Linked DNA regions of Homo sapiens: region 1 is linked to region 2. Evidence: read pairs that join two places in POLR2A ChIA-PET (ENCODE). Cell type or tissue: endothelial cell of umbilical vein. All regions are shown on one strand. Region 1 overlaps LOC105373418 (a long non-coding RNA gene). Region 2 overlaps ADAM17 (ADAM metallopeptidase domain 17).

Region 1 (4,000 bases), 110 kb after region 2:
GAAACTGGACTTGCCTCCTAGGGTTCCTGCAAATATAAAATGAGCTAATGCCTTTGAGGTGTTTGCTATTGTCCTGGCACTTGGCAAACACATGATAAATATTAGCAATCACTTGCGAGGGGGTGTGGGGTTCGGGGGAGCTTTGCCCCTCCTCCCCCTCTCCAGGGCTGAGCAGCAGTGAAGAGCTTTCTGCATAAGAGAGAGCAAGAGAGATAAATAAACCCACATCTTCCTCTGAAAGAGGCTCCTGCTGGCTGGCTGCTCACCTGACCAAGTCTCCCTCCCAGCCTGTCTTCACTCTTTGGTCCACCCTCAAGGGAACCAGGTCACACAGCCTCAGCACTTCCTGCATGCCAGTCTCTAGCTGGTGCCTTCCACTGGCTGAACCCCATAAGAAACTAGAGGGCGGCCGGGTGCCGTGGTTCATTCCTGTAATCCCAGCGCTTTGGGAGGCCAAGAGTTCAAGTCCAGCCTGGGCAACATGGTGAAACTCTGTCTCTACAAAAAATACAAAAATTAGCAGGGTGTGCTGGTGCTGAGCTTGGCAGGTGGAGGTTGCAGTGAGCTGAGATGGTGCCACTGCACTCCAGCCTGGGCAACAGAGCGAGACTCCGCCTCAAAAAAAAGGAAAAGAAAAAGAAAAAAAAAAAAAAGAAAGAAACCAGGGCCAGGCACGGTGGCTCACACCTGTAATCCCAGCACTTTGGGAGGCCCAGGTGGGTGGATCATCTGAGGTCAGGAGTTCGAGACCAGCCTGGCCAACATGGTGAAACCCCATCTCTACTAAAAATACAAAAAGTAACTGGGCATGGTGGTGCGCACCTGTAGTCCCAATTACTCGGGAAGCTGAGGCAGGTGAATCACTTGAACCTGGGAGATGGAGGTTGCAGTGAGTTGAGATCACACCACTGCACTCCAGCCCAGGAGAGAGAGTGAGACTCCATCTCAAAAAAAAAAAAAAGAAAGAAAGAAAGAAAGAAACTAGAGGGCAAGGGATGCATTGATGTAGCTGGTATGCCCCAGCCTCTCTGGGCGTAGTGCAGGGTGAAGAAGGGTGGGGACAGCACTGGAGGGGCATAGCACCTGTCCTCTGATCCAGATGACAGAGAAAGAAGTCACAGTCTAAGGGTCAGAAAACCTGAGCCCTACCCCCAGGGTTTCCCCTGACTGATTGCGTGAATGTGGGCAAGCCCCTGGTCTGCTCTGAGCCTTCGTTTTCCCATCTAGAAAATGACAAAGTTGGAGCAGTGACATCCAAGTTCCCTCCAAACCTAACACACTGTCTTTTACTGACACTGCTGCAGATGAAGTAACAAGGCAAAACTATGTTTGCCATTAGCTCTCAGGGAAATGCAAATGAAACCTACAATGAGACACCACTTCACACCCACTAGGATGCATCAAAAGACAGCTACATATCAAAAAGACAGATCATAATGTGTTGATGAGGATGTGGAGGCACTGGAGCCCTTGTGTGCTGCTGGTGAGAATGTTAACTGGGGCAGACACTTAACAGTGGCTGGAAAATTGTCTAGCAGTTCCTCAAAAGGCTAAACAGAGTTACCACATGACCCTGCCATTCCACCGCTGCATATATTTCCAAGAGAAATGAAAACATATGTACACACAAAAACTTGCACACAAATGCTCATAGCAGCATCCATAATGCATTCCAGATAAACAAGATCGACAGGATGGAATGCTATTAGACAACAAAGGAAATAAAATGCAACATGCATAAACCTTGAAGACATTATGCTACACGAAAAAAGTCAGTGGGCAAAGGGCTAATATCCAGAATCTACAAATAAACAAATGTACAAGAAAAAAATCAAACAACCCCATCAAAAAGTGGGCAAAGGATATGGGCAGACACTTCTCAAAAGAAGACATTTATGCAGCCAACAGACACATGAAAAAATGCTCATCATCACTGGCCATCAGAGAGGTGCAAGTCAAAACCACAATGAGATACCATCTCACACCAGTTAGAATGGCAAACATTAAAAAGTCAGGAAACAACAGGTGCTGGAGAGGATGTGGAGAAATAGGAACACTTTTACACTGTTGGTGGGACTGTAAACTAGTTCAACCATTGTGGAAGACAGTGTGGCGATTCCTCAAGGATCTAGAACTAGAAATACCATTTGACCCAGCCATCCCATTACTGGGTACATACCCAGAGGATTATAAATCATGCTGCTATAAAGACACATACACTTGTATGTTTATTGCGGCACTATTCACAATAGCGAAGACTTGGAACCAAACCAAATGTCCATCAATGATAGACTGGATTAAGAAAATGTGTCTCATATACACCATGGAACACTATGCAGCCATAAAAAGGGGTGAGTTCATGTTCTTTGTAGGGACATGGATGAAGCTGGAAATCATCATCTTGACCAAACTGTCGCAAGGACAGAAAACCAAACACCGCATGTTCTCACTCATAGGTGGGAATTGAACAATAAGAACATTTGGACACAGTGGGGAACATCACACACCAGGGCCTGTTGTGGGGTCGGGGGAGCGGGGAGGGATAGCATTAGGAGATATACCTAATGTAAATGATGACTTAATGGGTGCAGCACACCAACATGGCACGTGTATATATATGTAACAAACCTGCACATTGTGCACATGTACCCTAGAACTTAAAGTATAATCAAAAAAAAAAAAAAGAAAAGAAAAAAGTCAGTAGGAAAAGGCCACACATTGTATGTGTGACCTGCCTACTTCCCTCTCCCTGATGCTTCCTCTCTGGTCAGTTCCTCTCTTTGGGTTCTGGTCATTATTTTTTTCCCTTTGTCCCTCAGGACTAGGGGTGGTAACTGCTCCTTCTGTTTCTTACCCCAGGGAACTGCATCCATTACTGATTGCCATAAACATTTTCCTCCGCTTCGTGAATAGTTCTTGATTAAACTTTCCTCCTGTTTCCCAACTTGTGCATCTGTATCTTGATGCAGTGACTTACTCTCCATCCATCCATCCATCCATCCATTCATCCATCCTTCCATCATCCATCCACCCATCCACCCATCCACCCATCCACCTATTCATCCATCCACTCATCCATCTAACCATCCATCCATCCATCCATCCATCCATCCATCCATCCATTCATCCATCCATCCATCCACCTATCCACCTATTCATCCATCCACTCATCCATCTATCCATCCATTCATCCATCCATCCACCCATCCACCTATTCATCCATCTACTCATCCATCTATCCATCCATCTATCCAACCTCACACCATGCATACCCCCATCCATCCATCCACCCAATCACCCATCCACCTATTCATCCATTCACTCATCGACCTATCTATCCATCCATCCATCCATCCTTCCACCCTCCAACTAGTGCCCCATCCATCCATGCACCCATCCATTCACTCTTTCATTCAGGAGCACAGTGCAGAGTTCATTCTGGATGCTCAGTATATTCAGCAAACACTGAGTCCGTACTGCTCAGCAGGTGGCCAGTGCTAGGCCCTATGCCAGGAATATAGGTAATTAAACACAGCCTCTGTTCTCCAGAAGTTGGTGATACAGTCTAGGGATAAAAATGAAATATACATATCTCGTGTCCTGTCTAGTGAGCCAAAAAAAAAAGAAGGAAAAGAAAAGAAAAGAAAAAGCCTTAGCAATTACTTAGCAAGGTTAGCAATTACTTAGCAAGATTTGGAGACTTAGAGGGTACATTATGGGTTCTATTATTTTTAAGTTTTGAAGCAGTTTGGGAGCGTATGATGCTTCACCCTCCACAGGCTCCAAAAACCACCAAGAACTGAGCCTGCTATGAGCTGTCACTAGGTAGGGACCTAGCCTACTATTCTTGTATATCTGGGGCCCAGCACATAGTAGGTGCTCTGGGAAGTCAGCAGAATTTAATGAACTCTGACTTGAAGACAAGGCTCTACAAAAACAGAGATGTAGGGAACAGTCTGTATTCAAAATGTTATAGTAACAAGCAGTCAGCCAGACTGCA
Region 2 (4,000 bases):
ATGGTGGCGGGTGCCTATAGTCCCAGCTACTTGGGAGGCTGAGGCAGGAGAATGGAGTGAACCCGGGAGGCGGAGCCTGCTGTGAGCCGAGATCGCCAGCCTGGTTGACAGCGCGAGACTCCCGCTCAAAATAAGAAAAAAAAAAAGTACTCGTGCTTTTTTTCCTCCTCAAAACAACATATCTTGCAAAAAAGTAACCCACAATTACAGTTAGGAAAATAAATACAAGGTATCTAAGACAGACATTAGAATATAGACTCCATTGGCACCAGAAGACAGGAAAAGAGGGGAGGGGAGGGGAGGGGAGGGGAGGAGAGGGGGAGGAGAGGGGAGGAGAGGGGGAGGAGAGGGGAAGGGGAGGGGGAAGAGAGGGGAAGGGAAGGGGAAGGGAGGGGAAGGGAGGGGAGGGGAAGGGAGGGGAGGAGAGGGGAGGGGGTATACACTTCAGTTCTTTAGTGGGCTTACTATTCTTTTTGTTGAGTTTCAGTCCAGTTCTTTAATTGGCTTACTATTCTTTTTGTTTTCTATGACTTTCCATCCTTACATGAAAACTAGGAGTGGTGAGCAAGACTTTCTCAAGTATTATTTATAGTCTTTCAATGTGTCCATGAACACCAAAGACAAAGAAAGGTATATTATTCATCTCACCCACAGAAACAAATTTTGTCAGCTGTTGTACTGAAAATATATTACTTCCCCATGGGATTGCAAAAGTCTTTAAACTACCGGAAAGAAATCTAGACTGGGACTATCTCCATGGCAACAAATATTTTTAACTTTTTGAGCATAACAAGGTAATTTTAGTTTGCTTGTGGTTTTTTAATGGTCAAAGGGAAAAGACAATAGAACATTATTTCGTAAATCCTTGGAACATTTTCTTCTGCTATCCTAAAACATATCTTCCCACACATTCTCAGTTATGATTTTTCCCTCCAGTTATGCTGAGAACTTTCAAAAGCATACTTATTATAAATGTCTTATTATTTTGTTTTAAAGCTAAGAGTTGCAACATTACTTAATGTTCTTTTCAGAAAGAAATCAGTGGAATTGCATTTTTCATTTGCTACATTAAGAATCTTTTCTAAAGATAAAGACCAAGCGATTATAAAATTCATGTTTTTTGATTTTCCAATATTAGCTTTTGAGTTATAAAACGTCCAACAGAATGTCAAAATTTCTTTTACTTTATCCTCCCAAAATTATGTGAAGTCATTTTCTTACAGATTTCTTTAACGTTTTATCTTTCTGACTTTTGACTTAAGAATTTACAGTAACTAAAGACCAGCTAACCAGTTTGAATTAACATTATTACCCTAACCATTTTTAATGGTCCATTTAGTCAGGTATATCACTTTCATTTCTTTATCAGTTCTAGACCTTCTCAAGTAATCTGATATATTTCACTTTTAGGAGAAACATTTAACTTTTTCCAAAAAAATTCAGGCAACATCAAAAAAGTATCAAAACAGTATATACTCCGCAGCTTTTTCGTTATTTAAAAATAAGATAATTTCTTGATTTTTTTTTTTTTTTGAGACGGAGTCTCACTCTGTCGCCCAGGCTGGAGTGCAGTGGCGCAATCTCGGCTAACTGCAAGCTCCACCTCCTGGGTTCACGCCATTCCCCTGCCTCAGCCTCCCAAATAGCTGGGACTACAGGCGCCTGCTACCACGCCTGGCTAATTTTTTGTATTTTTAGTAGAGACGGGGTTTCACCGTGTTAGCCAGGATGGTCTCGATCTCCTGACCTCATGACCTCATGATCCATCCAGCTCGGCCTCCCAAAGTGCTGGGATTACATGTGTGAGTCACCACGCCTAGCTGATAATTTCTTGATTTATAACAAAAAGGAAATGAAACTTGTAAGGCAAATTTTAAACAAGTTTCTTTTTTTCTTAAGTTACTTCAACTCTTCATACAACCTCTCAGTGTTTCTATGCTTTTTCAACCTCTAATAGTTACATCCAAATTTAATGCAATGATCTTGGTTTAAATTACTTTGCCTTCCACTGCTATCGAAAAACGGAATCTTCTCATTTACCATCAAGTAATGAGGGGTTTCATAGAGTTAATTCAGCCCTGATACAAACTGATTACTTCAGCTATCTTTGTTTTTGTTCTTGTTTTAAACTTTAATGACGCAATATGATAGAAAAGAAAGGGTATGGGCTTTGGAGTCTGACAAACTTGGCTTAAGTCCTACTTTCATTTACTCACTGTCCGACCTTGGCCTCAATCTTTGAATCCTAAGTATTTATCTACAAATGGAAATAATATCACCTAATAACTGAACGGTTTTGGGGATTAAAGGAAATAACCTATTTTAAAACACCTGGTATAAAATTCCATAGACTGTTAGATAAATTTCCCATTAAATATTTAGTATGGAAACTTTGTAAAATAAATTACATACTTCCCTGCTTTCTTACACAGAGAAAAGATAACAAGTGGCTACGATTTAATATTTTCTTAGGGAATCAATGTCATCTACGAAACTTGAAAGAGAAATATGTAAGGCTATGGAAGTTTTTGCCTCTAGAATACGGATTCTACAGGCCACTTCAAATCCAAAGAAACCCAAAAAGCTAAACTTTGAGTTCTTTTCATTTTATAGTTTCCTCACTCTTCCTTCGCTCCTACTTATTTCTTGCTACTATATCCACTTCTTCACCAAACTCTCCACCAGTATAGCAGAAATAACACAAGTTTTGGAGTCCAACCTTTGTTCAAATCTTGTATCTGTCATTTACTAGCTGAGTAATCTTGGGCAAGTTACTAAGCTGTCTAAGCCTTAATTTTTTTTTTTTTGTTCCTTCAAAAAAGGAATCACTTTTAGAGATAACTTATGTAAAATGCCAGTAAATTACAGAAAATAAGTACCTGATTAACTGTAGCTATTAATATTACCAATCTGCTCAAATTTGGTGTAAGTTGAAAGCTAATAACCAATACTATAATATTCTGACATAAAATCGAATAAAAAGAAGTCATTAAAAAATAACCTAAGGATAATTGCAATAGCTAGGAAAAATTAATTTGCATTAAAAATTTGCCTAAAATAACCACATGACAATGAACCAATCTCCTTAATATACTAAGCACTGCTACAATTCAGTAGTTAGAAAGACAAATTCAATAGAAAAATAGTCAAAAGAGATAAAAAGGCAGTTTACAGAAATATAAAACAAATTACTTACAAATATATAAAAAGATGCTCAATGTCACACAAAATGAAAATCAAAACAACTATAAAATGCCATGCCCTTTAGAGGGGTGACAGTTAAAGGCTGATAAACCTACTATTGGCAAAGATAACAGGAAACAGGTAAACTCATATATTGCTGCTGGAAGAATAAATTTGTCAAATCTCTTTGGGAGGAAAGAGCAATATCAATAAACATAGTATACATATCCTTGACCCAGTAATTCTCCTTCCAGGAATATATCCTATAAAAACACCTCATCAAGGTACACATTTACAAAGATACTCACTAGAGCACTGTTTGTTGTATTAAAAAAATCACTTTGGTTAAACAATATCCATCTGTAGTGTATTAGTCAGTATGTTGTTACAATTCTATGCAATAGGAATATTTATGCAGCTGTTTAAAATGAGGTAAATATGCTATCTATATCACCTATACACACACAGAGACCTATAGGCAAAAAACATGCATTAAAATATTTTGGGTCGGGCACGGTGGCTCACACCTGTAATCCCATCACATTGGGAGCCTGAGGCAGGTGGATCACCTGAGGTCAGGAGTTCAAGACCATCCTGGCCAACATGGTGAAACCTCATCTCTACTAAAAATACAAAAATTAGCTGAGCATGGCAGTGGGCTCCTGTAATCCCAGCTACTCGGGAAGCTGAGGCAGGAGAACTGCTTGAACCCGAGAGGTGGAGGCTTCAGTGAGCTAAGATCGTGCCATTGCACTCCAGTCTGGGCGACAAGAGCAAAAACTCTGTCTCAAAAAACAAAAAACAAAACAAAACAAAA

Evidence for each region. Peaks named below come from ENCODE experiments on the same cell type or tissue, not always from the same donor. Only the 100,000 strongest peaks of a DNase experiment are listed, where the experiment ranks them.
Region 1: POLR2A ChIA-PET joins it to region 2 with 6 read pairs; 2 of 35 experiments call an interaction of 5 or more read pairs at or near these places.

The regions. Positions count from the first base shown.
Region 1 is chr2:9,649,200-9,653,199 of GRCh38, forward strand. All of the region lies in intron 3 of LOC105373418 (a long non-coding RNA gene), which reads left to right. Among named protein-coding and RNA genes, the nearest start is that of YWHAQ, 20 kb to the left of the region's middle. RefSeq lists enhancers at 1-381, 1,113-1,694. In endothelial cell of umbilical vein, no CTCF peak of the experiment used is centred here; no DNase peak of the experiment used is centred here; H3K27me3 peaks cover 337 bases.
Region 2 is chr2:9,537,593-9,541,592 of GRCh38, forward strand. The region is part of intron 2 of ADAM17 (ADAM metallopeptidase domain 17); the gene reads right to left. Among named protein-coding and RNA genes, the nearest start is that of ADAM17, 16 kb to the right of the region's middle. In endothelial cell of umbilical vein, no CTCF peak of the experiment used is centred here; DNase peaks (open chromatin) are centred at 729 and 2,179; H3K27ac peaks cover 592 bases.